Regions from separate parts of the Mus musculus genome. Here all the other regions are linked to region 1. A link is a loop called in an ENCODE intact Hi-C map of the cell type or tissue named here. Cell type or tissue: heart. All regions are shown on one strand. Links, peaks and the distances in the headings refer to the core of each region. The heading gives the core; the rest is flanking DNA. Region 1 holds the start of Banf1 (BAF nuclear assembly factor 1). Region 2 holds the start of Drap1 (Dr1 associated protein 1 (negative cofactor 2 alpha)). Region 3 holds the start of Sf3b2 (splicing factor 3b, subunit 2).

Region 1 (10,308 bases), core at 760-8,759:
GGCAATACTGAGCTGAGAGGTCAATTTCAATGGTATTCAGCAGGGGCTGGGTTAATGCTAGCAGTGTATAGCCAGAAGCAAAAGCCTTCCAACAAGCGAGGACAGACACAGTTCACAGAAGCTCGAAGTTTAGTGAGTACCTGGGCTACTGAAGGATCTGTGAACTAAGGCAATGAGAGTGAGTAAATGAATGGAGGCAGTCATGAGCAGAGGTCTGAGTTGCCACGATCAGCCTTTTGATGCTGAGGTACAAGGGGTAAGGGCGTTGCAATAGCCTCTAATAAAAGGTTAGGAGCCCCACAGGTTCATGCCTGTGGGCAGGACAGCCATTGAGTTGGTCAGCCTAGGCTATACAGTGATTCCCAAGCAAACCTACGTTACAGACCATCTCAAGATTACAGGAAATTTATACCCTGAGGAAATTGGAAAAATTAAAAAAACATGAGACGGTAAGGAGGTTATCCTGACCACAGACACATTCTGGAAATGACAGGTGCCTAAGGTGAAGAGAGACAGGGTGCATGGGTGTTGTTTGTATGGCAGCAGGTAGTATGCACTGTTGCAATAAGGGACAACAAGGCACCAAGAGGTTTGTCCTCAGCTGTGCTTAAGAGGCAAGTGAGTACTAGGTCCTAGGCAACAAGCTTAACTATTGGAATCACGACTAAACGAAAGCAGGTATGAAGAAGACCCAGTAAGGCACAGTGTAGAGCGAGGCATAAAGTGTACAGAGAGGTACTGTGAACCAGACACATGCAGCAGAGTTAGGCCAAACCATTTCCTTTCCATTCTCCTCATACGTGACCAAGGCTTCCACCACCGAAGAGACTTCACCATGAGCTTCCCTCCACAGAGAGCCACTCAGACACCAGTGTAAGTCATCACCCACCAGGGGTTTAATTCTTTTAGGTCAGTTCAGAAAGGGGCCATCTTTGTCCTCATCCAAAGGAAAAGATCTGCAGGGCACCCTGGGGATGTCCAAGCCCAGAAAAGCCAAGGGGTAGTCCCTGAGCAAATAGAGAAGTGGGTCCTGGGGCTCAGGCTGCCTCCTCCTCCTCCTCCTCGTCTTCTTCACTCTCCTCCTCACTCTCATGATACTGTCTGTGATTGGTGTTGACAAAGAGGTCAGAATCATCTTCAGAACTTGACCCTTCTCCTGACAGCTGTGGCTCAGCAGGGAGTTCTGGTTGACTCTCTCTGTGGGAACAGGAGGAAAGAATAGGTGACATCTTCCGGGGAAACCAGATCTATTCATTTAGAGCCCCAAAACCAGGACCATCAACTATACAATCAGAATCTGACAGGTTTCTGAAAATCCAAGAGCCCCAAACCCTTATGTAGTGGCACATGCCTAGTATTTAGATGGCTAAAGCAGAAGATGGTTGAGTCTGAGGACAGTCTAGGCCACATGAGATCCTGACTCAAGAACAAACAGAAGCCAAAAAAAAAAAAATTCTGGGAGAGGCTTTTTCTAGAGAAACAGCAAATAGGGAAATCCAGTCAAAGAAACAGACTCAGGATTGCCTCCAGGCAGCCCTTCATCGGGTTCAGTGAGGAAGCAACCCTACTAGCACACTGACACCTAGCATGCTCACATTTCCTAACAGCTGATGTACCGACAGCTTCCTAATGCTGTGACCCTTTAACAGCTCTTCACGTGGTGACCCCAACCATAAAATTATTCCATTGCTCCTTTATAACTGTAATTTTGCTACTTTTATGAATAATAATTTAAGTATCTGACACGTGACCTTCAAAGGGGTCTCGACCCACAGGTGAGGACTGCTGCACCAAGCAATCTTACTCTCTGTATAACTCTGTCTTAGATGAACTCTTGTTTGTTTTTGAGAAAAGGTTTCCTGTACCCTAGGTTGGCTTTGAACCTATTATGAGTAGACCATGCTGGTCTCAAACTCCTGATCTAGAACTGCGGGCATGTCCAATCACATCCAATTAAGAACCTTCTTACGATACTAAAAAATGCATCTAAAGTCACTTGCTTATTAAGTAGCCAAGCCAGCATTTTAACATGTGACCTTCCTGCCACACTCATAACCACCCATTCTATTATATGTGCCGCAGTTCTCTAAACAAGAAAAGCAGGCTCCCTTTTCTCCTTGAGGCACCAAGGTGTGAACTTGCATTTCTTGTCTTCCCTGGGCTGGGGGCTTGCTCCTTACCTGTTCATATTGTTCTGTTTCTCAGCTACCTCAGAGAAGGCCTCAGGCCTGTGACAAGAGAAGAGCCAGGTTAGAGAGCAGAGAGAACCCTCTCAGTGAAACAGCTGTTTCCAAATGTTCCTCCTGGGACGGCGTAACTTTCTCCTTCCCCTCCCCCTCCCTAGCTAGGATAATCTCTCCCCAGAAGCCAGAGGGTGGCTGAGGAAGACCATCCTACCAGTGACCCTCCTTCTGTAGAGAGCGGACATGGTTCTTGCAGAGCACAAAAGAGATCTCAGCCTTCACTTTTTCTCCTTCTTCAATAGGGTCAACAATGAGGAAATCCCCTGTAGATGATAAAGGATAAAGCCACTCCTGTTATGGAGAAGGAAGTCAAGGCCATGGTTCCGTACTGTGAAGGGATGCTTCTAACCTCTCTTGATCCAGATGTTCTTGCGGTATTTGGAGGGCATGCTCACCAGGAAGCGCTGCCCCTGTGCTGTTTCCACCTCATGCAGATTGTTCCCAGGAGTCCTGAGGACCTGGTCCAGGAAAAAGCGAGAACTAGCCACTTCATCAGTTAAATCAAGCATGCTCCGACCTGCACTGAGCCTTCCCTTTCCACACCCAGCGGTGCAATGGGAGCATTGGGAGGAGGACGGGAAGCCCGAGACAGGCGGCACTCACTTTCACTATTTGCTGGTGGTCAGAAGGCACCATGTGCTCCCCCAGCACCTCCTGCACCACATGCTTCCTCTTGCTGGCCTGAGACATGCTGGTTTCTGTCCAGGGTTGTTAGGGTGCACAGACTGTCAGTTCTTCTTCCAGAATTATTTGGATGCCAGCCTTAGAAGCCAGGACTGCTTTCAAGAGAAGCAGCCTTATACGAAAAAGTGCCACCTCGCCCTGTTAAAAACATGCACTTTAGGGGACAGCAGGACTTGCTGCTCTGGCAGAGAACCAGGTATGGTTTCCAGCCACAGGGGATTCAACGCCCTCTTTTGAGACACACATGCAGGTAAAAACACTAATACACATAAAACATGAATGAAATCATTGAAAGACAAATCACAGACTTAGCCAGGTGCTGGTGTATATCTTTATTCTTAGCACTTGGGAGGGAGAGGTAGGCAGAAATTTGTTGAGTCCTGGGCCAACCTAGTCTACATAGGGAGACCGTAAACCAAAAACAAACAAGCAGGACCTTCAAGGGCCAGGGAGATGTCCTATGAGCCAGCACCCACATCAGATGGTTCACAACCACCTTTAACTCCAATTCAAGGGCATCCACCGCCCTCTTCTGGCTTCCGAGGGCACTCACAACACCACCCATGGGGGACATCTTTAAAAAAAAAACAAACCAAACCAGGAAACACAGGTTTTATAGTGTCAGCTGAGACGTCAGGGTGGCTCAAGCCTTCGATCTCAACACTAATCCCAACCCACGGAGCACGGGGCCGGCCCTCTCAATAACAAAGAAAAACTAAGTAAATCGGCGAGATCACGGAAACTACCCAGCACAGGGCAAGCCCTGAGTCCTACGTCTCAGTCCTGTTAGGACGGCGACGCCTCCCCCTCCCAGGCCGATCGGTCATCCCGCCAAGCTCTCTGAGCGAAATCTAAGGTGAGCTGCGTTCCGCCACAGGCTTCAACACCCAAGGCAGGAGAGCCACACAACGACGGCCTCCCGACACATCCCAGGCACGGAGCGACCGACGCGGCGCCCAGCACGAGAGCTGCCCACGGAACTCACCCGCTCGGCGCCACACCAGCACGCTCCGCTTTCCAGGTTGACGGCGACAGTAGCTCGTCCACGACGCGCCTCGACAGCGAGGGACCAAAGAGCAAACAACTGTGACCTGCAGGTGGCCCCGACGGTAACGCCGGTCTGGACGCTCGGCCCCAATCCTCCGTTGTTCCTCCCTCCCGTCTGCCGGTCTGAGGTGACAGACCTGAGGAAACCGCGCCGGGAATTGCGATTCCGGGGCGCTCAGAGGTCCTCCGGATTTCCCGCCCCCTCTTCGTCCGTCCCTTTAACTCTTCCCTCCATCAAGTGAGGCAAGCCTAAGTTCCGAGTGCGGGGCAGGAAAACGCATTCTCCTCGGAGGTCTCGATCCCACAGACCGGAAGGGCCGCTGGAGAAACAAAAGCCATCGAAAGCCGGATGGCTTCTTGAGAGGAACCGGAAAACAGCGACCCCCGTGGGCGCCGCGGCTGGCGATTGCGCGTCAACTCTATGGCTCCGGGTAGCTAGACCTGCCCAGTTTGGGGATTAGTTTTGAAGGTCGCGCATAAAACGACCCGGAAGCGGAAGTCGAGGAACCGTCTCGTAGCTTGAGGTCTGGGCGGGAGCGGCCGAGTGGCGCGAGGAGCCGTTACCAGAGCCGGAGCCTCCGGTGAGCGTGAGAAGCGGAGTGGTGCTCCGGCTGGCGTGCGGTGGCGGCGCGCAGAGGCGGGAGGGAGGGGAATCCATCGCGGAGGCGCGCCTTTGCAGCGGGGCAGCCCGAGTCTGCGGGAGGGGCGATGCGCGGTGTGTCCGGGTGGCGGCGCGTGGAGGGGGCGGGGCGCTCGGAGCGGGGCGGGGCCTCAGGGCGGGGCCTGCGGGACCTGAGAGGCGTGGAAGAGGCCGGCAGCCCGAGTGAGGGCGGCGAGGCTGGCGAGAGCCGCGTGCTGTTCCTACCACGTGTTAGTTCCCAACGGGGTCAGTGTCTGTGTAGCCAGGGTCGCGGGCTGTGAGGGCTTCAGGGCGGACCTTGACTACTGAGTCTGGGAGTCGCTCTGTTGCCTTAGGTGCGCCACCAGCTAGTGCAAGCTGATATATCCAATATACCCAAAACCAGGACCCACGGAAAGTGGAAATTTCCGAATAGCCGGGGATGGGTTGGGGGGACTCAAGGGAGCAGCCACAGTAGCTGTGGTAGGATATTGCCCTTGGGACTTGTGGTCTTCAGCCCTAACCTACTTTTCTTTTTTTTTTTTTTTTTTTTTTGGCGGGGGGGATTCCCAGGTTAAGCCTGATCACGATGACAACCTCCCAAAAGCACCGAGACTTCGTGGCAGAGCCCATGGGGGAAAAGCCAGTGGGGAGCCTGGCCGGGATTGGTGACGTCCTGAGCAAGAGGCTGGAGGAAAGGGGCTTTGACAAGGTGTGGGGGGGCTGCAAATGCCAGGGAGGGGTAGGAGCGAAGGTTGGCAACAGGTGGTACCACGCAGATTGGGAGTGAGGCCCACACATGTTTGGGGGGTACCTGGGGAGGCATGGTGCCTCCTTCATTTTTGTGTTTTGTTGAGACAGGGCTTCTCAGTGCTAGGATTAAAGGTGTGGCTCACTGTCCCCTGCCCTTTTGTGTGTTTTAAATATCACGAAAATGAAACTAGGCATAGTGGATTGTGCTTATGACCCTAACACTTGGGAAGTTGAGCTAAGAGGATTCCCGTGGGATTTAATGCCAGCCCTGACAACAAAGGAACAAACCCTGTCTTTCTTTTTTTTTTTTTTTCGAGACAGGGTTTCTCTGTGTAGCCCTGGCTGTCCTGGAACTCACTCTGTAGACCAGGCTGGCCTCGAACTCAGAAATCCGCCTGTCTCTGCCTCCCAAGTGCTGGGATTAAAGTCGTGCGCCACCACTGCCTGGCAACAAACCCTGTCTTAATCAAAATAAAAATGGCCTTGCCCTCTGAAGTATTTACCACCTAACCCTCCCTAGCTTCAGAGATCTGGCCTCTTCGGAGTGGTATCAGCGTGGACAGTCCTGTTGCTTTAGCCCATGAGACACTTAGCCACATGCCCTTTTCTATTCTGCAGGCTTATGTGGTCCTTGGCCAGTTTCTGGTGCTAAAGAAAGATGAAGACCTCTTCCGAGAATGGCTGAAGGATACATGTGGTGCCAATGCCAAGCAGTCCCGGGACTGCTTTGGGTGCCTTCGAGAATGGTGTGATGCCTTCTTGTAGTGTTCTCTGGGGATCCCTCATACCCCAGCCACAGCACAGTTTCCAGAGTCTGCAGCAGGGCAGGGCTCCTCCCTGTCCTCCATAAAGGAAAAGATGGCTGTTGTCACCCTCACCTCCTATGTACTCCAGGGTCTATGGGGAGTTCTCTCCCCTCAGCGTTTCAATCTTTCTGGGATCGTTTCCCTTGCATGCCTTTCCCTTCCACCTCCCCCTGCAGTTCCGTGGCAGCAGTTACCAACTTTCCTGAATGGATTCCTGGCCCCCTTCTCCCTCACTATCTGTTGGATGCCCTTTGGCTCCTTTCCTTTTTTTGGCAAAAACAGTCACTGTCCTTATAAAAGATTTTTAAATTAATAAAATCAGTGGCCTTCATACTTGGTGTTCTGTGTCAGAGAGCAGATAGGCTGGGGAGTTGTGTATTCCCAGGGCTGAACACGTCTACTTCATTCGTTATCAGTGCAGACCGAAACTGGTGCCTTCTATTTCCCCTCCCAAGAGGGAGCCACCCTAGCCATGTGGGCTCTGGGCAGGTGCCCTGGGTGTCCCAATTCCTAAACATTGTGGGAGAGAGTGTGGGTTGGCTTTTTTCTCCTGGGAGCCAGGTAGGCTGAAGGCTTCCAGATGTCAGCAGTCAGTCTAGGCAGCACCTGGTGGAAAGTCAGTGGGAGTCAAAGGTACCAGGAAGCGGGTGGATGGGATGTGGGTAAGAGGTCACCTGCCAGTCATCATAGCATGTGCTCTTAGCGTCTGGCAAGAATGAATGGGTGGGACTTTTGCTGTTTGCCAAGCTACCATAGAAAAGGAAGGAAATGGTTAAACTTGAAAGCCAAATCCTACTTCTATTGTTTTCAAGCTCATATTGTGAGCCAACCCTGAAACTAGTATCTTTGTAAGCACTTATTACATTTTTTATTTTGGAATGGTAAGAGATTTGGAGCTTAGAAAGCTAATTTGCCCTTGAACTTTCAAGAAACTAGCCACTGGAGCTCAAAGTGTGTGGGAGCCTGTGTTCCTGTGTCATGTAACCCATGCTATGCTTTTTGAGCTTCATACGGTGAGGGTTGTGGGGAGCAGGTACAGTGCTGTGTAACAATGGTTCCTGCTTGATAGTCATTCCTTCAACAGAAAGTATCATTGAACAATGGCTTGATTATACAAATGAAATGCTTTTCTGCATGTTTACTCTCCAGGAAGGTAAGGATGGCAGTACGGGACTGGGTGTGAGATGAGACAATTCTCATGGTCATTTGATAAAGGGAAGGTTAATTAATAGGGTGGTCTCTCTCTGTTCTGCCTCGTGGGGGCGCATGCCTTTAATGCCAGCACTTGGGAGGCAGAGGCAGGAGGATCTCTGTGAGTTTGAGACCAGCCTGGTCTACAGAGTTCCAGGGCAGTTAAGGCTACATAGAGAACCCTACCTCAAAAAAAGAAAAGAAAGGAAAGGAAAAAAGAAAAGATGGTGTCTAAAAAAACTAGAAACTTAATTTAAAACCTGAGTAATGAGATGAACACAGCGTGGGTAAAGATATTCTTATCAATAAAATCCCCACCCAGAATTCATATCAGAGCTGCAGTCTAGGAAGTGTCTGGGACTTGGCCCAATTGGAACATTGCTTGAGGTGGTCCCTGGACTCACTAATTCGGGAGATATGAGCATGCAGACCTGAAGTTCAAGGTCATCCTTAGCTACGAAGCAAGTTCCAGGCCAGTCTAGGGTGCATGAGAGTACATCTCCTGAAGCAAACGGTCTGCAGGGATGGCTCAGGAACTAAACGCTTGCTGTGAAGGCAAGAGGACCCAAGTTCAAATCCGTAGCACCCACCTAAAACCAGGCATGGTTGCTTGTGCCTTTAGTTCCATCACTCCATTGTGTCAGGGCAGAGAGAATCCAAGAAGTTCTCTCCGGCTAGCCTAGCTGAAACAGCTTCAGGCTCAGTGAGAGCCTCTCAGTAAGAGGAGTGGAAAACGTTAAAGGACGATGCCTCACATCCTCCTCTGGTCTCCACATGATTAGGCAAGGAACCACTCCTCACCACACACATACATATGCACACGGGGACACAGGCTGGGGATGTAGCTGTGTGGTAGGATGCCTAGCACTCATGAGCCCATGGGTTCAGTCCCTAGTAGTGAAAAAAGCAAAGGGGACAACAGAATAGGGAACGTGGTAGAGGAGCTGAAAGGCAGCCCCAAGGGAGGCCGGGCAGTGGTGGCGCACGCCTTTAATCCCAGCACTTGGGAGGCAGAGGCAGGCGGATCTCTGAGTACGAGACCAGCCTGGTCTACAGAGTGAGTTCCAGGGCAGCCAGGGCTACACAGAGGAAACCCTGTCTTGAAAAACCAAAAAAAAAAAAAAAAAAAAAACCCACAAAAAACAAAGACAAAACAAACAAACACACACACAGAAAGCGTATGGAAAGGGTTCACATTGATTAGAAATCAGAAAAACAAATGCCCCTAATGCCTACCAGAATGGCAAAAACCTCAAGTCAGACAATATCAAGTGTTGAGCAAAAGGAGCAACAGGAACTGATCCCAGTTGGTGGGAGTAAATTGCTATGAGCACTCTGGGAAAACAGCTGAGTATTATTTTGCAAAACTGACACACCCCATGAGCCATCAATTCCATTCTTTGGACTGTGCCTGTAAGAGACTGAATACCTACTGAATACCTACACCAGGACTTTAAGAACCGCTCACAGCTGCCTAGTCTGTGAGACGCTGCTGGACAGACTGGTGGTTCCAAGTGTGAGCCACAGCAGGCAAAGTGAACCAGACCAGTAGTTCAGAGCAATCTCAGCCTGGGTCCATGGACACAAAATCATGTGATCCCAGTACAGGCAGAGGCAGGTAAATCTCTGAGTTCAAGGCTAATGTGGTCTACAGAATGAGTACAGCCAGAGCTACACAGAGAAACCCTGTCTCAAAACAAACTGCCTTTTTTTACTCTTAGTATTTTTATGCTTGTGCCTTGCTGTGTGGGCCTGGCTAGCCTGGGATCCACTGTGAGCCTCAAGTTCACGGCAATTCTGCCTTAAGGTCCTGGATGCCAGGATCGCAGTCCCACACAGTGATCTGCTTCCATCCATGTTCAGAAGTAAATCCTTGCTGAGGGATCCCTAGATAGATAGTAAAGTTAGAAAGGACACCAAAGAACTGCTTTCTGCAAAGAATTAGTGACAGGTTTGGGGGCACAGCATTGCTCTATGCTTGCTTGTATGCAGTGGACACCAAAGCAGACACCAAAGGGTTAAAAAAGGAACGTCAATAGTCAAGGTGAGTCACCACAGATCTTTGGAGAAGGAAGGTTAATGATGATGGAGGGGCTTGTAAGTGCAGGTGACAGTTTCTGGTCCTAGAGGTGGGGAAATTGGTGACACTAAGTATTGAATTGAGCAGGGTTTCTGAAGTAGCTAACTCACAGAACGGTTACCCAGCATGCGTTAAGTCCTGCGTGCCAGGTCTCTCCTCTCAGAGAACAAGAACAAAAGTGTTCTGTCCCCTGTTCTGTGTGTGTACTGGTGACATTGCAGAACTATAAGATAAAAGCAAAACCAAAAATAACGTCCCCAGGAGTGCTATGTGTGGCAGTGTGTGACCATGATGCCGGCATGAGCTGGAGAGGCAGCCTGGGCTCTGGAGTAAGACAGTCCCCCAGAAAATCAAAACAAGACAAACAGACCATGAAAACAAAACAAGATTTGAGCCTCTAACCATCAGAGACAAGTCAGAAACTCTCTGACATGAGTATGCGGAGAGCTCACTCCAGGCTGGGTCTAGGTAGCGTATGTCGCCCACCTGGAGTGGTGACCAGATACCCTCAGTGGGGGCTGCAACACTTGCACTGGGTACATACCTCCAAGGTGCAAAGCAAGGTACAGTCAGGCCACCAGCAATGGCCCTGCAGAGATGCTAGATGTAGGGACAACCAAGAGAGGAATAAAAACTCATCTTTGAGTCAGGCTTGGCAATGAACACCTTTAATGTCAGCACTCAGGAGGCAGAGGCAGGAAGCAGAGGAGGAGGTGGAGAAGTAGAGCTCTGAGAGTTCTAGACCAGCCTGCTCTACGTAGTTCTAGGATAGCCAGGGTTACATAGACAAACCCCGTCTCAAAGAAAAAAATAAGTTTATTTATAAGTATCTTTAAAAAGAAATATGAATGTAAAATGTATGACTGAAAAATGCCTAAATTTTGT
Region 2 (10,308 bases), core at 1,142-9,141, 58 kb before region 1:
GAATTGACTGATGCATGTGGGAAGTTCTTTATAAACTGTTGTGTGGCTCCTGGATAGGGTGGCAGAAGTGCATGCCAACCCCAGGACTTCTGGATAAAACTGTCCATGGATATTCAAGCTGTTCACTGGCTAGGCTGTTCCAGCCCAGGTGCTGAAATCCAGCCCATCTCTTCTTAGAAATCTGCATGCCCTGCCTGGAACTGCAAGGACAGAGGGAGTCCCTTTATCTAAATCCTGCGGAACACACTTGGTGGTTCAGACCTGCAATCCCAGCACTCAAGAAGCTGTGGCAGAAAGATCAGAACTCAAATTGTGCTACATAACAAAGCCCTGTTTCAAAAAGGCAAAATTATGGGAGCAGAGGGCCTGTGGATATAGCTACACTGACAGAATGCATAGCAGACACTAAACCCTGGATTTAATCTTGGCCACTGTATAAACCTGGACAGAACTACATAAATTTGGGTGTGATGGTGCACACATGTAATCCTAACACTCAGGGGGTGTTAGCAGAGGATCATAAAGTCAAGATGAACACAGGACTGGAGAGATGGCTCAGCGGGTAAGAGCACCAACTGCTCTTCTGAAGGTTCTGAGTTCAAATCCCAGCAACCACTTGGTAGCTCACAACCATCTGTAATGAGATCCTATGCCCTCTTCTGGAGTGTCTGAAGACAGCTACAGTGTAATTACATATAATAAATAAATCTTTAAAAAAAAAAAAAAGATGAACACATGTGAGGCAGATGGTCTACATTGCAAGTTCCAGGTCAGCAAGAGCCATATAATGAAAACATGAAAAGACAAGCAGGCAAATCTCTTGAGTTCCAGGCTGGCCTGGTCTACAGTTCCAAGACAGCAGGGCTACAGAGAGAAACCGTCTCAAAAGATAAAACAAGACAAAAAAGCCTGAGCAACTGAGATGGCTCAGATGACAAAGGTGTTTGCCTGACCTGAGCCGGATCCTTGGGAGCCATATGAGGGAAACCCACTTCTCCAAACATGTGAGGCAAGCAGACTCGGTACCCGCCCCCTGAAAAGTCATTTTATATTTTATTGTTTTCAATACTTTGTAAAGATTTTTTTCCATGTATGGGAGTTTTGCCTGTATGCATGTCAGAGCAGCATGTGTGCAGTTCTTACAGAGGCCAGAAGAGGTCATTTTATCCCCTGGAACTGGAGTCACAGGCTGTTACTAATCACCACCATGTGAATTCTGGGAACCAAACTAAAGGTCCTCTGGAAGAATAATTAATGCTCTTAACTGCTGAACCATATCATCAGCCTCCTTGCCCCAACCCCATCTCTCTTTTGAGACAGGATCTCACTGTATAGTCCAGACTAACCTAGAACTCAGAGATCCAACTGTCTCACAAGTACTGAGACCAAAGGCTATGAATGTTTTTGAGACAGGGTCTCACTTTTATGTAGGTAGCTCTGGCTGCCCTGAAACTCACCTTGTTAAACAGGCTAACCTTGAACTTACAAAGATCCAACAGCCACTGCATCCCAAGTGCTGGGATGGAAGGCATGTACCACTATGAACAGAAATTTTTAAAAACCTAAAAGCTGGAGATGGTGGTGCAGGATTTTAAATCCAGAACTTTGGGAGGCAAACACAAATGCATTTCCCAGAGTTACTGGCCAACCTAAGGTACATAGTAAGTTCTAGGCCAGTCAAGGCTACATCGAGAGACTTTTTTTTTTTTTTTTTTTTTTTTTTTTGTCTTTTCGAGACAGGGTTTCTCTGTGTAGCCCTGGCTGTCCTGGAACTCACTTTGTAGACCAGGCTGGCCTCGAACTCAGAAACCCGCCTGCCTCTGCCTCCCAAGTGCTGGGAGAGAGACTCTTTCTTAATAAAATAAAATGTAAAACAAATATACCTTGGGACCAAAAGAATATACCAAAAAAGGCCTTGGGCCTTTCTGGAAAGACTTAAAAAACTGATTTTGATCCATGGTTACAGAGGGGAACAGCTCTGAAGAGGTTCTCAGCGATGGTGCCTGGCCTCCGCACAGCAGCACACTACTTTCACCACTGAGGGAGGAGGAGAAGGCGGCCCACTCAGGCTGGAGCTGTCTCTTCCGGCCCCATCTTTCCTCGAGAGCCAACACAGATAACCATCAGGACAGTGTTTGTAAAAAACACTCAAGACACAGACCCGAGCTGGGTTTTATTGAAATGTCAGGAGCAGGCACATGTCAAGGTAGCCAGGGAAGGGGTGGTGGTGATGCAGGCTATGAGTTTGCAGGGAGGAGCAGACCCCATGTCCATGACCCTGCGTCTCCTCTTGGCCAGAACATGTACAGGTCCCAATAGCATGCTTAGTCCTGGAAGGGCCCGGCCACCTGGACTATGATGGCGCCAAGGGCAGGGGCTGGAAGCACTAAGTTTTCTCCCTTCTGAGGGAGGAAAGAAAAGGAAGAATGCAGGCTAAGTATAGTGGGGACAGAGGTGGCCAGGACAGACTTCCTCGAGTCTCTGCACCCAAGCTGTGGTCCTGGGCAGTGGTGGGGAGCAGCATCAAAGAGGGCCGCCGAGGGCCCCGCCCTCCAAGAGCCAGAGCCCCCAACCTGTGAGGGTGGGAGTTGGCCCTGCACAAAGAGAGCAGAAGTGCAAAGGGACTGAGTGCAGGCAGTTCCCACGCCAATGAGTCCTCAGGGCTAAGGAGCTCAGCCTTCTTGGGACAAGGAAGAGAAGAAGGAAGGATCCAAGCAAAAGGTGGTCTCTCCTGCTCGGCCCCATTAGGTCAGTTCTACATTGTTGGCACGGTCCAGCACTCGAGAGCCACGGGTATTGCCTCCAAGCTGGAAACGGCTCTCATAGAGAGTGGGGCAAAGGTGCCAGCGGTTGGCTCGGTAGATGCCCAGGTAGGTGTAGACATCAGGTTTGTAAGTGAGCAAGCACTTAATGCCTGCAGCACGAATGGCAGAATCTGCTTCCAGCACACCCAAGCGGTCCGTGAAGTCGTCCGTGTAAACACAGATGACCTGGCGCCCACCCTCTTTGGCCCGTGGGCTCACCTTGGCCACCTGGAGACGGCCCTCAACTACAGCCCGGGCAATGCCAGCCCAGGCGTGGTCCAGCTTGAAGCCAGGTGACAGGTGAATCAGCCACTTGCCGGAGAGCACATGGTGGGTGATGGCCAGCTGGCGCAGGGTACCTGGTGTGATGGGTCGCCCACTGGTCTGCAGAGCCTCCCAGGCCGCCTGCAGCCCTTGTACATCCCCTGAGTTGGGGGTGTAACCCTGCCCATAGGCTGCAATCCAGCCCACAGGTTCAGAGTTGGGTGAACCTGGGTCCCCATAGCGAGTAACTTGAGATGGTGGGTACTTGGCCAACCAGGCATCCAGCTCTGTGGCAGGTGTGGTACGGGCATCAAATACCAGCCAGGGGTCCATATCGGCTGCCATGGCCTCTGCAGCCAGGTGCTCAGCAGTGAAGCCATCCTCCCGGCCACCTGGAGAGTCTTCCTCTTCCAGCTCCTCATTTGGTTCCATCCTGTTGTGAGGGAACTGAGTCAGAGGTTTGAGACAGTAAATAAAAAGTGCTGGGTCCTGGAGGGTGCCAGGCACTGCAGTAAACTGTGGCCCTGGGCAAGACATAATGTCTGTGCCTCAGTTGCTTCATCTTCACAATGGGTAACAACTGATCCTGTCTAGATTTGTCTCCAGAATAAGACGCCTGAGGTGGAGTAGCTATAGTTAGTACTACTTTCACTGCTTACAAACAAGGAAATTGAAACTCTTAAGAAAAGGGGCTTGCCCAAGGTCATGCCCGTAAAGAGCGCCAGAGCTTAAGTGTGAACTGGCACGGGGCTCGGCTACACCACCGGACTAGAGTCCTGCAAGGTAGCGCGGCGCTGCAATATAATGGACGTAGGCAAAACGCAGGGTCGCCAACCTCAGAGGATGGCTGTAGAGGGCCAGGCCTCCCCCGGTGAACGATTGGGGGCACCGTGAAACACCGAGGCTCTGAGCCCCAGAGAGGGCAGCGGCCCATCAGGGGGTCAATGGGTACCATCCAGACTCGAACCAGATAGGACCAGGCCTGCGCGAGGACCAGGCTCCAGCCCTACCACATCCGCCGCCATTAGTGCCCACAGCTTAAGGGTTGCCGTCCCTCTCGCCACCCCGCAGTCACCTCCGGCCTTCACTCCGTTCCGCGCCAACCCAACTTCGGGCCCGGCTCCGTTCCTGCCCGGGATCTGCTGCGCCGCCGCCGCCGCCGCCGCCACCCCCGCCGCGCCCCGCCCCTGCCACGGCCGCCGCCGCCGCCGCCATCTTAGGGTCCCGCCACCTCAACAACAACTTTATAGACAAACACAGTCACGGGGCGGGGCCAGAGGCGGAACCAGAAGGCTAGGGGCGGGGGCTCCAGGGGAAGGGGCGGGCAGCGTCCAGGGGCGGAGCCGGCGCGAGAATCCCGGGAGGTGCAGGTCTTCGGGAGGCGGAGCTAACGTTCGTACTTTAGCTTGGGGGGCGGGTGGGCGTGGCGGGCGAGCCCGGGGAAGGACGCGCACCGCCCCAGAGGATCCGAAGCCCAGCGCTCGAGTTTGGGGAGCTGCTTGTCTACGGGCGGCACTAGGACCCTGCGGGAAGTGGTGTAGGCGGAGTAAACGGCACCAGGACCCGGGGAGGGTGGGGGGGGGGACCGCGGCGGGCCGGCGGCGGACAGGCCCGGGGCCGGGAGGCTGCGGGCGGCGGCGCTGGGCCCGGCGCAACGAGAGGCCCCGAGATGCCAAGCAAGAAGAAGAAGTATAACGCGCGGTTTCCGCCGGTGAGCACGTGGCCCGGATGGGCCCCGGCAGGCAGGGCTCCCGGGAGGCTTGGGCCCAGGTCCTGCTGGTGGGGGGGGCGGGTGCCTTTAGGTGTTCACGGCCTGACGCCCCGCCCCTTCCATGCCCTCCTGACTTAGCGCCCCCCGCCCTCTTCTCCTTCTCCCGGGATACCCCCGGTTCCCTCTGTCCCCCGTGTTAGGGACGCAAGAGACGAGCTCTGTCCTCTTCCTTTCGGCAGGCGCGGATCAAAAAGATCATGCAGACGGACGAAGAGATTGGGAAGGTGGCGGCAGCTGTGCCTGTCATCATCTGTATCCTACTAGGGGCCGGTTGGGCTGAGGGGCGTGGGGCGGGACTGCGGCACTCCCCTTTTTGGATTCTCCTTGACGTCTTCAGCCCGGGCCCTTGAGCTCTTCCTGGAGTCCCTGTTGAAGAAGGCTTGCCAGGTGACCCAGTCTCGAAATGCCAAAACCATGACCACGTCCCACCTGTGAGTGGCCGCCGAGCTGGGAGGGGCTTTTGAGGAGGCAGAGTTCCGACAGGGGGAGTGGTGCAAGGCCCAGGGAGGCCAGCTTTGTGGATTTGGACTGATGCAGGAGAGATTAGGTGTTTCAGGTGCAGGGAATACAACCAGATCCGAGCCACCGGCCCTCCCAGGAGGCCTGGTGGAAGTAGGGGTGTTTTTAACGTTCCACTGTACTGACACGAAGAAGTTGTTTGTATCCTTCCCTAAGTGTTTTGGGGGCCCCATTTGAACCCCTTCCTTTCCCACTTCTTTAGGAAGCAGTGCATTGAACTCGAGCAGCAGTTTGACTTCTTGAAAGACTTGGTGGCATCAGTGCCTGACATGCAGGGGGATGGGGAGGACAACCACGTGGATGGGGACAAGGGTCCTCGAAGGTGGGTAGCCAAGACCCGGTATACAGGTGGGGAAGGCCAAGGCCACAAGGTTGGGGGTGGCTGGGGGATGAACCAGGAGGAGAGAGTCCTCGTGCAGATGGACTGTACCTTCCCGAAGGGGCCGGAAACCGGGCAGCAGCGGCAGGAAGAACGGAGGCACGGGAAGCAAAGGCAAAGACAAGAAGCTGTCCGGGACAGACTCTGAGCAGGAGGTGAGTGAGGCTGATGGGTGATGGCCTCAGCCTTGTCTGCTGCCTCTTGTTCCTCCATCTCCATTCCTCTCCCAGGGTCTGGGCTCCCCAGAGATGGGCCCGGGCCCTCTCATTAACCCTGACCCCTTCCGTGCTCTCAGGATGAGTCTGAGGATACAGATACTGATGGGGAAGAAGAGACACCACAGCTTCCACCCCAAGCCAGTCACCCTCCTGCCCACTTTCAGAGGTGAGCACCCCAGGAGCACCAGAAAGGGGCACGCCAAACTCCCCATAGCCAGTTAGGTTTGCTTCCCTGGCCACTTGATGGTGGCGGCTGACTTAGGGAATGGGAGGGGACATTAGACACAAGACATTGTTCTGAGAAGGTCTTGTCTCCACGGTAGTCAGGGAGACAGTCTAAAGAGTGGTCCTCTCTGGCACCTTCCCTCCTGGGGGGACGACCACATCTGCCTCTGCCTCTGGAGGAGGGGGTGGGGCCTGTGGGCTGGGCACAGCATAGTGGCAAGCCTGATTTTCTCCATTTTGTCGCAGCCCTCCAACTCCCTTCATACCCTTCACATCTCCCCTGCCTTTGCCACCAGCACCCCCCGGCCCCTCAGCAGCCGATGCAGAGGATGAAGAGGATTATGACTCCTAGCGCCCTGTGCCCCTGTACCCCAGCCATGCTCTCTTCTAGTTAGTATTAATTGCTTTGGGGAGAGGAGAAAGGTGGGATTGTTCTTAAATTTATTAAAAAAAAAAAAAAAAAAGGATTTTGGTTTCTTTTCATCCTGTGGCTTTGTGGCTGTATTCTTATTGCCCACCCACCTACTTCCCCACATGAGGGGCAGCAGGGATGGTGTGGGGGCAGCCAGTGATTGAGCAAAAACGGGGAGTCTGACAGGAGTCTGGTGAAGGGGCACCGAAGAAAGGGGTGTGGTTTAGAGACTGGAAGCACCAAGGGATGAGCTCTCATCGTGCGGGACCTTGAGCAGCCTTCTTCCCCTCCCTGGCCTGCTGAGGAGGGACAGATGGAGTCAGGACTGAGACTGGGCCTTGAAAACTACAGTGCTCTGCAGCGCCAAGCAGTCTGCCTACTGTGAATATGAGCAGCCTGGGCAGCTTGTGTGCCAAAGGCAAGCGGTACATCTTCAGGGAGCAGCGGTGCTGAGTGGGGCAGGAGGCAGAGGCCATGTGGGGTTCCCGACGTCTGTAAGACCCAGAGTCATCTAAGTCATCTGTTGCCAAGCTCGCTGACTTCTTCCTGATGGAGGCGCTCAGAGACCCTTTGGGGATGTGCTAGGTATGAGGGTGAGACGGGGGTGGCGACAGTCTGGGGAGACCCAGAGCTGTTTGGCCTTAGGCTTGAAGACAGGATACAAGGGCCAGGGAGAATATCAGGAAGCGCCGTTTCTCGTTTTCTGCCGCTCTTTGGCAGGGGTGGGACCCTTTTCCAGCTGAGGGACACAGGAGAAAAAGACAAGATTCAGCTTGAAGATCCCAAGTTGGGCTGTGATGAATTTTGGGTGCTCTTGAGGACACTGAAGAAAGTGCAGATCTTGTTGACAGTTGAGACCTAGAGACAGGTGTATGGACTTGAAGGGCAAGTCAGCAAACACGAGCTGCCAGACCCTGAGCTATCCAGATGGTCCAGATGGGGGAAGGGAGAGGACAGCTGTCAAAGTACCCCCAAAAGAAGTCTCCCCAAAGAGGAGAGCCTCTGAACCCCTGCTTCAGCAGTTAGTTATTGAGAGAGTGGGGAGCTGTGGTTCTGCTGGGGCTAAGACAGGACTAAAAGAATGCACGCCATGTTTGTTTTTTTTTCTTTTAAAAATTTTCTCATGTGTGTGGGTGTTTTGCCTGCATTGTGCACTGCACGTGTGCCTGGTGTGAACAGAGGAGAACACTGAATCCTCTAGAACCAGAGTTCTGTAGAGATGGTTGACAGCCACCTTTGGGTCCTGAGAGTCTGAATCTTGGTCTTTTGGAAGAGTAGGAAGTACTCTTAACTGCTGAGCCATGTCTCTAGCCCCCTGCTTTTTAGGACGGCAAAAAAGTTTGGTGTAGGATTACAGATAGAACACTTACCTAGTGCTTACAAAGTCCTGGGTTAGAGCCCTGGCACTGAAAAAAGAGAGAGAGAGAGAAAGAGAGAGACGCACAGAGAGAGAGAGACAGAGAGACTTATAAATGGCAGAAACTTAGGTTTCCAGAGAAGAATGGGGAAAGGGGCAGAAGGAGATAGCAGAGCAGGTAGATGAAGGTTGGGTCTGTGGCCAGCCTCAGTGTGAGGAGGGAGGGAGCATTGAAGAGCTAGTAGTTTAATGCAGACTGCACTGTGAAGCAGGAGGTAAAGTCCTGGGCTATGGGAGGGAAGAAGGTAGGTTAGGGCAGTGGTGAGAACAGTGGGAAGACTTGAGATACGATTTAAGAATGGCTGGGTGCTGGAGACAGACCTCCTTCAAGGATGCTATCTGCCTGCCTTCTACTCCCAATTTCACTACAGTGCTCCTGTGACTCCCAACATGAGTCACATGTGGGCAGCTGACCCCACTTCTAGGACTGAGGAGCAGACATGATGCAGCTTGGTCAGTTAGTGCCACACTCTGGCTATGCTGACTGCTGTAAGGTTGGGGACCCTCAGCACACTTGAGCTGGGCCACTGGAAACTTGTTACCCACTCTAAAGGTTGAGAAAGAAACCAGTGCCGGGGCTGAAACCTAAGGACATTGGAACCCATCAGGCCCCTGGTGTGCCGGTGTTTCCTGGTCACCTTAGCCAGGAGACTTCCTCTCTCTCCGTGCCACGTTTACCGAAAAGAACTCTGGGTGGCACCGGAACTGAGTAGGGTGTGGTTCCTAGGAGCAGTAGGTTTTAGCAACAGATGGGGACAGACCCAGGGAAGGCAAACACATGGGACACCATAGCAAAGGCCATGCTAAACAGGCTGAGGATTGGAGTTAGAGGAGGAAGAGATGTTTAAGAGCCCATCACTGATGTCCACCCAAGTAGTGGATTCTGGGCCTGGAGAGATGGTTCATCAGTTAAGAGCACTGGATGCTCTTGTAGAGGACCCTGGTTTCGTCTCAGTACCCACACGGTGGCTCAATCATCTGTAGCTTCAGTTCCAGGAGACCTAATGTCCTCTGGCAGTGCATATACATGGTCATACATGCATGCAGGTAACATACATGGCCATACATGCATGCAGGTAAACAGACACATAAAACATACATGCACAAACATACATGCATAAACATACATGCATGCAGGTAAACAGACACATAAAACATACATGGTCATACATGCATGCAGGTAAACACACATAAAACATACATGGTCATGCATGCAGGTAAACAGACACGTAAAACATACATGCATAAACATGTGTATAAGCATACATGCATAAACATACATGGTCATACATACATGCAGGTAAACAGACACATAAAATTAAAATGTTAAAAAATATGTGGGTTCTGGAGCCAAGTGTAGTGGCACCTATAATCCCAATAGAGGCAGGAGGATCTCAAGTTTAAGGTTGACCGGGACAGCATAGTATAGCTGTCTCCCGAGAACAGAAGATCAGTTCTGAACTCAGGGTTCATAGGATGATAGGAAGGCAAGGAAGCCTGAGGTGCTGGGAAAACCCTTGCTGCTTCTAGGCAGAAGGCCTGAGGAAGCTCAGATAAGGTGGTGCCTGCCGGCAGCTGGCGTGCCCCTCTGACCTGGGCCGTCAGCTCACTTAAGGTCTAGAACTGCGGCCTCTCCGGACCCTTGGCTCACATCACCTGCACTCGTTAGCCTTGGACCAGTTCTGTAACTTCTCTGCCTTATTTCTCACCTGTAATGTGGCGCTCCTTATCATCTGTGTTAGCTGTGTGTACACTAGTTATACCTGTATGTGGCAAACTCGATCTAATAAAACCCCAGCACACATCTTTACTCTCAGCACTTGGGGAGGCAGAGACAGGCAGATTTCTCTGAGTTCCAGGCCAGCCTGGTCTACACAGTGAGTTACAGGACACCCAGGGCTACATAGGGAAACCCTGTGTAAAACAAACAAAACAAAAACAAACAACAAAAACCTCAAAACACTCAAATGCTCAGATACAGAGTTTGTCTCTTGCTCACCTAAGGTTCATATTCATATATATGAATATAAGTCATAATGGACTTTATTTGATCTTTAACACTTTTAGGGCTTTGGCCCTCATGGTCCTCATGGCCCCACCATCCTCAGGATTGACTCTGACATCTTTAGAACAGTAAAGTTGAGAGCCCCTGGGGGCCTTTGTTTTGAAACAGTCTTATTATGTAATGCTGATTGTCCTGCAACTAGATTTGTAGACCAGCTGGCCTCCCTCTGTTGGAATTAAACTTTCCTCTTTTGGGACAAGGTCCTTTTTTTGTTTTTGTTTTTCCGAGACAGGG
Region 3 (10,308 bases), core at 1,581-9,580, 71 kb after region 1:
CCGGGCTAGGGTGGGTCTGTCTTAGGGCGTATGTACAGGTTCAGACTCAGCATTAGCCTTCACACTGTTACCTCTGAAGGGAGGAGGGTTTGCAACCTTAGGAGAATATGCACGGGTAAGGAACCAGGACACCTGGTCCCAGGAGGGGTGAGGTAACTCTGTGGCTCTAGGCGTGGCTTCCAGTTTCTCTTTTTTTGTGCCCCCTTCCCTATTAATACCAGATTACATCTAAACCTGTTTAGGTGGAAAGATGTCTTGTTTACAACTCCCCTTATCTCCAGGTCACATCTGGTTTCTTCCACCAGCCAGTGAGACATAATCATTTTGGAACACAGAGAGCAAAGGGCCTGGCCTCCGAAGGCAATCAAGGGCACAGGGAGGCAGCCTAGGTCCTTTCCAATTTGGGGATTTCTGAGATAGAACATTGGTCTCCAGCAGGAGGAAGTCAAGGGCTTGGCCCTTTTAGGACACAAAGTTTCTATCACAAGTCCTGTTTGGAGAACTTGGTGACCAGATGGTTTTCCAAGAGACAATTAGAGGACAAGTCTTTTTCTACCTCTTAAACTTGCTTAAACTACGCTGTATCTTAGAGGAATCTGACCCAGCCATGGAGGCCAAGTGTAAGGGGAGCTACAGTGGATCTTTTCCTAGCCTCAGAGAATGAGGTTGCTGTCTCGATATCCCATCTATTCTACAAACAGCTTTATCCATTGCCTCCAAGGCTTGGAACTGGGGAGCCAACAAGATTGCTAAGGTCTGCAAGGGGATTCCCTAGGTACCAGTTTCCAGGCTGGGAACACCAGGGATTTTGGCTTCTGGCTTATTCCCTCCCAATATAACCTAGTTCATTCTTGCCTACAGTTCCTTCCAGGGACCATTCTGGGACTGTGAGGACCAGTCACCCTACTTTGTGACCATTCCTGGGTTTAGCTTGCCCTTATTTCTTTTTCTTTTTTCTTTTCACTTTCCTTTCCTTTTTTTTTTTTTTTTTTTTTTTTTTTTTTTTTGAGACAAGGTTTCTCTGTATAGCCCTGGCTGTCCTGGAACTCACTCTGAGGACCAAGCTGGCCTTGAACTCAGAAATCCACCTCCCAAGTGCTGGGATTAAAAGCATGCTCCACCATTGCCCGGCTCTTGCCCTGGCTTCTTATTCTGTGTTGTAGCTATGTCACTCTTCAGAGCACAGGGCAGATTTTTTTCTTCATGACAGATTCAGGTATTTGAAAGCAAGAATTCTGTGTCCTATATGTGGGCATCCAACCAGAGAAACCATCCCAGGTCCAGATAGAGAGTAACATTTGGCTACTAGAGTAGGTAGGCCTGCATTCCCTGGGTCAGGCCATGCCTGTTGTATAGAAGGACTTAGCAGTGGGGGCCTGGAGGAGTTCCCTGGGCTGAGTTTCCCTCTGGTCTTGAGGCTGAAGCAAATGGGTGGCCACGCTGCTGGTGTGCCCACGCTGCTGGTGTGCGTGCCGCCTACAGAGGCTTCACATATTCTTTTCTTTGGAAAGAGGTCTCCTCACCATACCCAGCAGGTCAGGGTGCCAGCCTTATCAGAATAGCAGTGCTAATTTTAGTCAGAATAATCTACCTCAGGCTGCTGCCCAGTTTTGTAAATTGCTTTCTTTTCTCCAGGGAACCAAAGAAGAAATGGAATTGCCAGCCAGAGATTTGAAAGCTAACCCAGATGTCCACCCTAATCCCAAAAGATATCTTTCTCACTCTCCCCTCAGAGCTACGGGACTGATACTGATGCTCTTGGAGGAGTGGATCCCGGGCCTGACCACTGAGACTTGTCCTCTCAGTGATGTGGAGACTTAAGCTGTCTTGGGGCATGGCATATCTCAGGTCACGCAAGTCCCCAAACAGAAAAGGGCAGAGAGGGTGGGAAGCACAATAGAGCCTAGGAGATCGAATATCTTTCCATCCCTTCTGCTCCCTGCACAAGGTTTCCCGAGTCTCCTCTCTCTGTCATCCCACCCCCTACACGCTTTCATCCCTGCCTCTTAATTCTCTTCATTCTCCTTTCTCCATTACTACCCACTCCCACCCCCACCGCGCCCCACATTCCCACAATTTCATCCAGAGATCTGGTCACTATAAGCAATTGGCCAGATTCAACCCCTTGCCAGCTTCCTGAGGGTCCGGAGCCACCCCCTCAAGCTCTCTTGGCACAAGGCCCCGAAGATACTCTTCTGCAACTGCCCAGGCCCCCATCCTCTTTGCAGTGCACCCTTGTTCCCTCCAGCCCCGGGCTGGCTACTGCAGTACTCACGCAGGCAGGCTCTGTCTCCGACTTGGGTCAGGGCTACCCTCCGCTCCCCCTGTGCCCCTTGTCCTGAAATCTGCCGGGTCTTAGGGCAACGGGGGCTCTGAACGCAGAATGCCGATAGCTTGCTTTGCTGCGCCTGGATGGGATCAGGTGGCAGCGTCTGAGTCTGTCCGCTCAGCTCAGCTCAGCTCAGCTATACCCGCCGCCCGTCCCCCATCTCACACCGGGGGCGGGGCGGGGGCGGGGGCCTGGCGGCTCAGAGGAGGGGGAAAAGAAAAAGCAGCAAGAGGAGGGGGACTGCGTAGCTTGCCTGCTGCTGGTGAGCGTTCTCCTGTTGGTATTGGCATCTTTAGATACAGGTATCTTTCCCTTGCAATCTTGTAGAAAGAGCTCAACACCATTGTCCATCAGAAGCGAAAACCGAGGCATGGCTGGGTCCTGTCGGTCACTGGCGCTTCTTGTGGTTGGCTTAGAGGTTCAGGTGCACAAGGAGTCTCCTATATTCCCTCTCTCTCTTCCCCCGTACTTCCCACCTCTACTCGCCTGTCTGGCCCCTTCCCTTCCAGTTTGCCCTCCAGCTCTCCTGAGGCAGAACCTAGAAGTTTACCCAGGCCTGGTCAGGACTCCAGCGTTCTCAGTTCTGACCAGAGCTGCTGTTGATCTGGGGTCTCTGCCAAGGCACCTTGCACTCGGAGTCAGAAACTCCAGTTCATTTCTGGTTTCTGCTTTTATTCCATCTTGGAGTCAAGAGGCAACAGGAGTCAAGAGTCCTGCCACTTCTCAGCACTGAAATGGGCACCTGTTTCCTTGTAGCAGCTCTAATTGAAAGAGCTCCTGGTGGGTGTCTAATAGTGGCACCCCCTACAGCCACATTAGATGCCATGAGACCACAGTTGATTCTAGGGATGGCATGGATGTTGTCTCCTTTATTCTGGGCAAGGAAAGGATCTTCAGGTAGGTTAACCACCCAACTCTGGTACTTTAACAGGGCTGCACTGGTCCCTTCTGGTCTCACACAGCCAATAAGTGGGCATTATGTAAGGATCCTGACTTCAGAGGCAGGGGCACACGGGCATGTCAGCTTCTGTTTTCTTTCAGTCTTTCTCTTTGCAGAGTTTGGTATCCTATCTGCATCCCAGGGCAATCATGAAAAAAAAAAATCATCCTGTTTGGTATGTCCTTTTCTGGCCCTAGTTATATTACCGACCCATCTGCTCTTTTATCTTGCCTTAGAGACCCTGCCCTTCTCCTCCTCCTCTTCCTCCCCCTGGACTCCTCTGGAGTCCTGCCTGAGCATACTGGGGCCTCCAGCCTCAGGTGACCTGTCCGGGGCTCTCTGATTACAGGGAGCAGAGACTTCCTTTGGGTTAAAAATGGTTGTCTGAGTAAGCTGGCAAGCACAAGGAAAAGCCACCGCCGCTCATTCTTTAGTTCTGTCCTTTCCGGCTTTGGTTCCGTCTGCAATCCCAGTGTAGGGTAGTGATGAGAACCCAATGGGGAAGAGTCACCATTTGGGTATAGGTGAAGGGAACAAGAACCGCTTTTACCAGCTGTACTCTATCTGTCTGTCTCAGACCCCACCTTTCCTGCATCCTGCTCACCCCTCCTTTCCAATTACTCCTCCCTTGAGGACAGCTGGTGAAACGGAGGTGGCTAGGAAAAGATCTGAAGCGCGTGGGTGGGAAATGAGACCATTTGTGTTCCTCTCCTTTATTCATCACACACAAACCAAACAGGCTGTCATTGAGAGCGGCAGAACTAGGAGAGGGAAGGAGATAAAATAAATTGGTGGATGTTGGGCAGGCAAGGGTCATGGTGTCTTGCCCCAAGAAAGGTCCTGAGGTTTTTTTGTTTTTCCTACAAGAATATAAAGTCCCCAGGTTAGATACCCCCACCTCCCAACTCATTTATTAGCTGCCTCCTGGATGCTAAATACTTCAAGATAGAAGAAGATCAAGTTCCAGATCCTGTTTGGGGGAATGGAGGTGGGAATAAAGGACAGGAAAGACTTAAAAATGAAACAAAGACAATGGATTAGCTGGCAGCAGTAAGCCCAGTTTTCAAGAAGCAGAGGCAGGAGGATTGCCAAGAGCTAGAGGTTGGCTTGGGCTCGATTTTGTCCCAAGACAGTCTGAACTACATGACTCTTGATCTTCCACTCCATGAAATCGGGTGTGATAGTATATATCTGTAGCCTGCAAAGGATCAGAAGTTCTAGGGTAGCCTGGGCCACATATGGACACATTTGTCTTAAACAACAAAAACCTTGGGGCTTGAGAATTGGTGTTAAGAGCACTGTTGCTTTTGCAGAGGACCTGGGTTCGATTCACAAAAGTGTAACTCCAGTTCCAGATCTGACACTTCTGGCTTCTACAGATACCAGGCATGCAAGCGGTACATATACATATAATAAAACACCTGAAAGGTGGAAAATGTATTAATGAACATTCCTCGAAAGGGGGAAGGAAGCATTTGACAGAGAATACATTTATTTAAGACTTTTTCGAAGGTGCAAAAGGGGATTTTATTTTAGCAGTGCCCTTCCCCCAGGTCAGCAGCTGGAACTCAGCTTGGCGGTCCGTTCCTCCACCGGCTCCGATCCCCTTTCAGCCCATTCAAGCACGCCTGGGCGGGAGTGAGCAGACAAACACTGTTTTATCAGAGCCATCGGCACCAACCTCCCATTCGGGCGCCGGAAAGGAATCTCTATGAGCTCCTAGGAGAAATAAGCACCCAGGTCTCTCATCATTGAAGGGTGTCGGGACAGAAGACTTAGTATGTGTTTGGCCAGGAGAGAAGAAGAATGCATCTGCTCTGGGTAGAGTAAGCTCTTGCAGCCAGGCAGCGGATGTATTACTACTGCTGCATACCGGATGTCATAGCGAGCGTTCGTCCTCTAGATGGCGCATCCGCAAACTACAACTCCCAGAAGGCTCTGCAACCTCCGTTGGCGGCGATTCCTATTCCCCGGTAAGGGAAAGGGCGTGTGTTTGGACCAAGTTCTCTCCAATCACCGCGGGACGTGGATTACGCAACCGGAAGTTTCTGGAAGTAGGCCCGGCGGCTGACCCGAGCTTCCGTGTTGGTCTCGCGCCTTCTTGTGGCTAAGATGGCGGCGGAGCATCCCGAACCTCCCAAAGGAGAGTTGCAGTTGCCACCGCCTCCACCTCCAGGCCACTATGGAGCCTGGGCTGCGCAGGAGCTTCAGGCCAGATTGGCAGAGATAGGAGCGCCGATCCAGGGTGAGGCGCAGAGGCGGTCGAGAGGGGCCCTGCGTGGGCTTGTGGCGAAGTGGAGCTTGGTTACCCAGGAGACCCACGGGGCGGGGGGCGGAGACAGGCCTGTGGGACCTGACCTCGCCAAATTGGCCTGCTCGAGGTGATGCTGACCCCCTGATTCTGTGCTTCGTCCTATAGGGAGTCGCGAGGAGTTAGTAGAGCGGCTGCAGACCTACACCCGTCAGGTGAGTGTTGTCAGTGCAGGCTAGGTCTCACTTTTCCTGGAGGCCTTTAAGACTACTCACGGATGGATCTTCGTTTCTCTTCTCTTCTCTTCTCTTCTCTTCTCTTCTCTTCTCTTCTTTCTTTTTTCTTTTTCTTTTCTTTTTTTTTTTTTTTTTGGTTTTTTTTTTTTTTTTTGAGACAGGGTTTCTCTGTATAGCCCTGGCTGTCCTGGACTCACTCTGTAGACCAGGCTGGCCTGGAACTCAGAAATTCGCCTGCCTCTCCCAAATGCTGGGATTAAAGGCGTGCGCCACCACTCCGCGGCTGGATCTTCGTTTCATATACTTTTTTTGTTTGTTCTTTCGCGATAGGGTTTCTCAGTGTAGCCCTGGCTGGCCTCAAACTTAAGAGATCCTAATGCGTTTGCCTTCCGAGTGCTCCAGCACACCGGGCTAGGTCTTTTTTGTGTACTTCAACGCAGCAAGCCGGCTCTTGACCATTTTGTCAGTTCTTGGTTTTGCTTTATTGTAATTACTTCTACTCCTGTTGCTTTTCTCAGGTTCCAGCCCCAGTCTCTGTCAAGTGGGCACTGGGTACATTTTGTTAAGTAAATAAATGGAAGAGGAGGTTATGTAATGGAATACGTCCTTGTAGTCTGACCTAGAGCTCTCTTTTTTCTTGTAGACGGGCATTGTCCTGAATCGACCAGTTTTGAGAGGAGAAGATGGGGACAAAGCGGCTCCTCCTCCTATGTCAGCACAGGTAAGAGATTGCTTCGAGGATCTTTTCTGCTCAGGATAGCCATGTGTTGAGCTAGCAGATGGGACCGTAAGTTAAGGGTGAGGTCTAAGGAGACAAAATTGTGACCTCTTCACTTCTGATTTAGTGCTGCTACTGTTTTAATCCCCAATGTCTACTCCTCCAAATTTGACTTATCACTCAAGATTCCACTAGAATATCTGGAAATGTTCCTTGATCCTTTCTCAGCTGGAAGTGGTCATGCTTTCTCCTGCCAGGTATAGCTCCCAAAGTTATTGAAACGGTAAAGGATAATGCCCTGACTTGAATAATATACTCCCTGCATCTAGTACAACGTAGATATCCTATGCCTTGGAATGTTGGTTATTACTTTTTTTTTAACTTATTTTTATGTATATAAGTGTTTTGTCTGAATTTGTATTTTGTCCAAGTTTCTACCTGTGCGTCACGTGCATGCAGTGTTTTAGGAGGCCATTGAAGGGCGTTGGGTCATTCTGGGGCTGGAGTTACAGAACTGTGAGCTTCCATCGGGGTGCTGGGAATTGAGCCCTGATATTATAGAAGAGCAGCTCTTAACTGCTTGGCCATCTATCCAGCCCTAGTTCCTATTTCTTTAAGTCCTTTCTGATTCTAGTATTTGTTTCTCTTCCTCTAAAGTTGTGGCTTTGACCTGGAGTTTATTGGTGTGTTTGTGTATGTGTGTTTTGTGAAGTTCCTGTATGGATTTTAGAGGTGTCCTTGTACCTCCTTAAATTGAATGCAAAATGTAATATGAATGTTCCTCATATTTTTTCAGAGAAGCTAATAGCTTTGATCAGTGTGCTAAAGTTAGCATCTTTTGATTCTTTTATGGTGTATTTTCTTGAATCCTACGTCATTAGACTTCAAATTCTAGTATCTGGCTCTTTTGCTAGGTCTCTAGCAAATGCTTATAAATTGAATAAATGCTTTCTAATTCATAGCTGTATTTTTTTCCCCATAGCTGTCTGGGATTCCTATGCCACCACCACCTATGGGACTTCCCCCTCTACAGCCTCCTCCACCACCTCCACCACCTCCACCAGGCCTTGGCCTTGGCTTTCCTATGGCTCACCCACCAAATCTGGGGCCCCCACCACCTCTTCGAGTGGGTGAGCCTGTGGCGCTGTCAGAAGAAGAACGGCTGAAGCTGGCACAGCAGCAGGCAGCTTTGCTGATGCAGCAAGAGGAGCGTGCCAAGCAGGTAGGACAGGTGGAAACCTGTACCTGGGACACATTAGGTCCCTGACGGGGAAATGGAGCCTGAGAAAGCTAGACCCTGAGGCCAAGCCTTTTAGGAAGGTCTTGGTTGAAGACTAGAACGTAGGTATAGTTAGACTCCCAGGAAGCCAGTATTTTGGCAGATTGGCCTGGGCCCTATTGCTGCTAGTGTGAGATTCACTGAAGCAACATGAACTCTTGGGGTACTGGAAGACGGTGATGTTTTTCTCTCTGACTTGACATCTTGCTCTATCCAGAGGATGCCATTTAACATTATTTAATGTCCAAACCAAGATGCTTCATTCAAATTTGCCTTGGAGGCTACCTGATAACCAAATAGGTTCTAGTGCTTCCATCTTTTCTGTAGTCCAGGAGTTAGCACACTATGTGTGCCCTGCTTGTGGATGGCCTATAAACTAAAAATGATTTTTTTTTCAAACTTTGGAGGGTTGTCATTAAAAAAGAAAGAAAACCAAACATTTTAAACCAAGTATATTGTAGAATTCCTATGATAGTAACACATGTAATTTTACTCTTTATCCATTATAGAAAATACTTTGCTGCTAGTTTTTTTTTTTTGTTTGTTTTGTTTTGTTTTGTTTTGTTTTAAAGATGTGTTCATTTATTTTATGTGAAGAAGAGGGCATCAGATCCCATTAAGGATAGCCATGAGCCACCATGTGGTTGCTGGGAATTGAACTCAGGACCTCTGGAAGAGCAGTCAGTGCTCTTACCTGCTGAGCCATCTCTCCAGCCCTTTGCGGCTAGTTTTATGTGTGTTATTTAGGTGGCTTGTGGAGAATGCTGGCATACCATTTGAGTTGAATTTAAACTATGATGGTACAGATTGAGGAATGCTGTAGGGGTGTCCTTCCCCGCATCAGCTTTACCCAGTGGGTGACTCAAGAATATTAGAAAGTAAGCATTAGCCGCTGGCTGGTGGTGGCGCACGCCTTTCATCCCAGCACTTGGGAGGCAGAGGCAGGCAGATCTCTGTAATTTCAAGGCCAGCCTGTTCTACAGAGCAAGTTCTAGGACAGCCAGGACTACACAGAGAAACCCTGTCTGACACAACCAAAAGAAAGGAAAGGGGAAAGGGGAAAAAAAGGGAAAAAAGGGGAAAAAAGGGAAAAAGGGAAAAAAAGGGAGAAAAGGGGAAAAGGGAAAGGGAAAGGAAAGGGAAAGGGAAAGGGGAAAGGAAAGGAAAGGAAAGGAAAGGAAAGGAAAGGGAACATCAAACACAACATGGAAACATAGAGGAAGTGCTGGAAACATAGAGGAAGTGCTGGAAACATAGAGGAAGTGCTGGAAACAGAGGAAGTGCTGGAAACATAGAGGAAGTGCTGGAAACATAGAGGAAGCTCTAAGAAAATGTCTCATGGTTCTTTCTAATGGTTTCATTTTTGTGTATTAAAACTCATTGAAAAGTAGAAATCTCTTCCAGAAACCAGAAACTTCCTAGGCTTTTTCATATTTGTTTTTAGGAACTTTCCATCATGATAAGTTTCTAGTTAACATGCAAACAGGTGTGGGGAAGATGACCACCTCAGTGTCCCTGTTATTCTCCTTCGAAGGAACCCATTTGTCAGGGCTATGCGCCAAATTCTTTTCCAAGCTGAGTCCGCACTTCTTTCTTGTAGGCAGCTGTGTTAATGGAGCAGGAACGGCAGCAGGAGATCGCCAAGATGGGCACTGCAGTCCCTCGGCCGCCTCAGGATATGGGGCAGCTGGGTGTCCGTACTCCTCTGGGGCCTCGCGGTAAGACCCTGGAGTGGAAGGGCAGAGCAAAGAAGTTGTTCTTAAAACGTTTCCTTTATCTCTGTGTGGTGGCACGTGCCTGTAATTCTGCTGCCAAAGCAGCGGCAGAAGGGAAAAGGTGGTCCTAGAATTTATAGTAAATTCAAAGATGTCTGGGCCACTTAAACCTTTTCTTAATTGTTGTTTGCTTTTGTTTTTTCTGTTTTTTCTTTTTTTAAAGATTGATTTATGTGAGTATACTTTAGCTGTCTTCAGACACAGCAGAAGAGGGCATCAGATCTCATTACAGATGGTTGTAAGCCATTATGTGGTTGCTGGAATTTGAACTCAGGACCTCTGGAAGAACAGTCAGTGCTCTTAACCGCTGAGCCATCTCTCGAGCCCTGTTTTTGTTTTTCAAGACAGGGTTTCTCTGTAGCCCTGGCTGTTCTGGAACTTACTCTGTGGCCAGGCTGCCCTTGAACTCAGTAATCTACCTGCCTCTGCCTGCTGAGTTCTCGAATTAAAGGCACACACCACCATCTCCTGGCTTGAAAACCTATCTTAGAAAGACTAAAAGCAAGCTGGGCAAGGTGATGAACACCTTTAGTCCCAGAACTTGGGAGGCAGAAGGATCTCTGTGAGTTCAAGACCAGCCTGGCCTACAAAGCAAGTTCCAGGACAGCCAGGGCTATTACATAGAGAAACCTTGTCTTGAAAAAATGTTTTGAAAAGACCCAGAGCCTAGAGAGATGGCTCAGTAGTTAGGAACACTTAACTGCTCTCCAAGAAGACACACGTTTGGTTCCCAGTACCCATATTAGATGGCTCACAGTGTAACTGCAGCCAGAGAAAATC

What was found. Hi-C counts contacts between places; a loop is a spot of excess contacts. Peaks named below come from ENCODE experiments on the same cell type or tissue, not always from the same donor. Only the 100,000 strongest peaks of a DNase experiment are listed, where the experiment ranks them.
Region 2: a loop joins it to region 1, with 4 times the contacts of the local background. A loop is called at or near these places in 8 of 42 quality-filtered maps.
Region 3: it touches region 1 in a loop (3-fold over the local background); 4 of 42 quality-filtered maps call a loop at or near these places.

What each region holds. Positions count from the first base shown.
Region 1 is chr19:5,360,815-5,371,122 of GRCm38, reverse strand. It overlaps Banf1 (BAF nuclear assembly factor 1), which reads left to right and starts at 4,247. Exons shown (of 3, transcript NM_011793.3): 1 at 4,247-4,555; 2 at 5,167-5,305; 3 at 5,965-6,490. The coding sequence starts at 5,183. The coding sequence ends at 6,111. It overlaps Eif1ad (eukaryotic translation initiation factor 1A domain containing), which reads right to left and starts at 4,310. Exons shown (of 6, transcript NM_027236.2): 1 at 3,913-4,310; 2 at 2,847-3,065; 3 at 2,593-2,701; 4 at 2,398-2,506; 5 at 2,181-2,228; 6 at 1-1,197. The coding sequence starts at 2,933. The coding sequence ends at 1,038. In heart, for the core only: CTCF peaks have their summits at 3,449 (motif pointing left) and 4,658; DNase peaks (open chromatin) are centred at 4,452 and 5,334; H3K4me3 peaks cover 3,025 bases; H3K27ac peaks cover 2,218 bases.
Region 2 is chr19:5,419,144-5,429,451 of GRCm38, reverse strand. It overlaps Drap1 (Dr1 associated protein 1 (negative cofactor 2 alpha)), which reads left to right and starts at 4,473. Exons shown (of 7, transcript NM_024176.2): 1 at 4,473-4,779; 2 at 5,019-5,091; 3 at 5,177-5,270; 4 at 5,561-5,680; 5 at 5,799-5,892; 6 at 6,033-6,121; 7 at 6,427-6,648. The coding sequence starts at 4,738. The coding sequence ends at 6,532. AI837181 (expressed sequence AI837181) reads right to left here and starts at 4,308. Exons shown (of 2, transcript NM_134149.2): 1 at 4,144-4,308; 2 at 2,135-3,501. The coding sequence starts at 4,283. The coding sequence ends at 2,745. It overlaps 4930481A15Rik (RIKEN cDNA 4930481A15 gene), which reads right to left. Exons shown (of 4, transcript NR_027938.2): 4 at 6,605-7,331. In heart, for the core only: a CTCF peak has its summit at 1,148 (motif pointing right); DNase peaks (open chromatin) are centred at 3,311, 4,451, 5,001, 5,221 and 7 weaker places; H3K4me3 peaks cover 3,694 bases; H3K27ac peaks cover 2,751 bases.
Region 3 is chr19:5,290,468-5,300,775 of GRCm38, reverse strand. It overlaps Sf3b2 (splicing factor 3b, subunit 2), which reads left to right and starts at 5,321. Exons shown (of 21, transcript NM_030109.2): 1 at 5,321-5,514; 2 at 5,689-5,735; 3 at 6,400-6,477; 4 at 7,457-7,696; 5 at 9,354-9,471. The coding sequence starts at 5,382. It overlaps Gal3st3 (galactose-3-O-sulfotransferase 3), which reads right to left and starts at 2,445. Exons shown (of 3, transcript NM_001024717.2): 1 at 2,276-2,445. In heart, for the core only: a CTCF peak has its summit at 5,172 (motif pointing right); a DNase peak (open chromatin) is centred at 5,275; H3K4me3 peaks cover 4,065 bases; H3K27ac peaks cover 3,687 bases.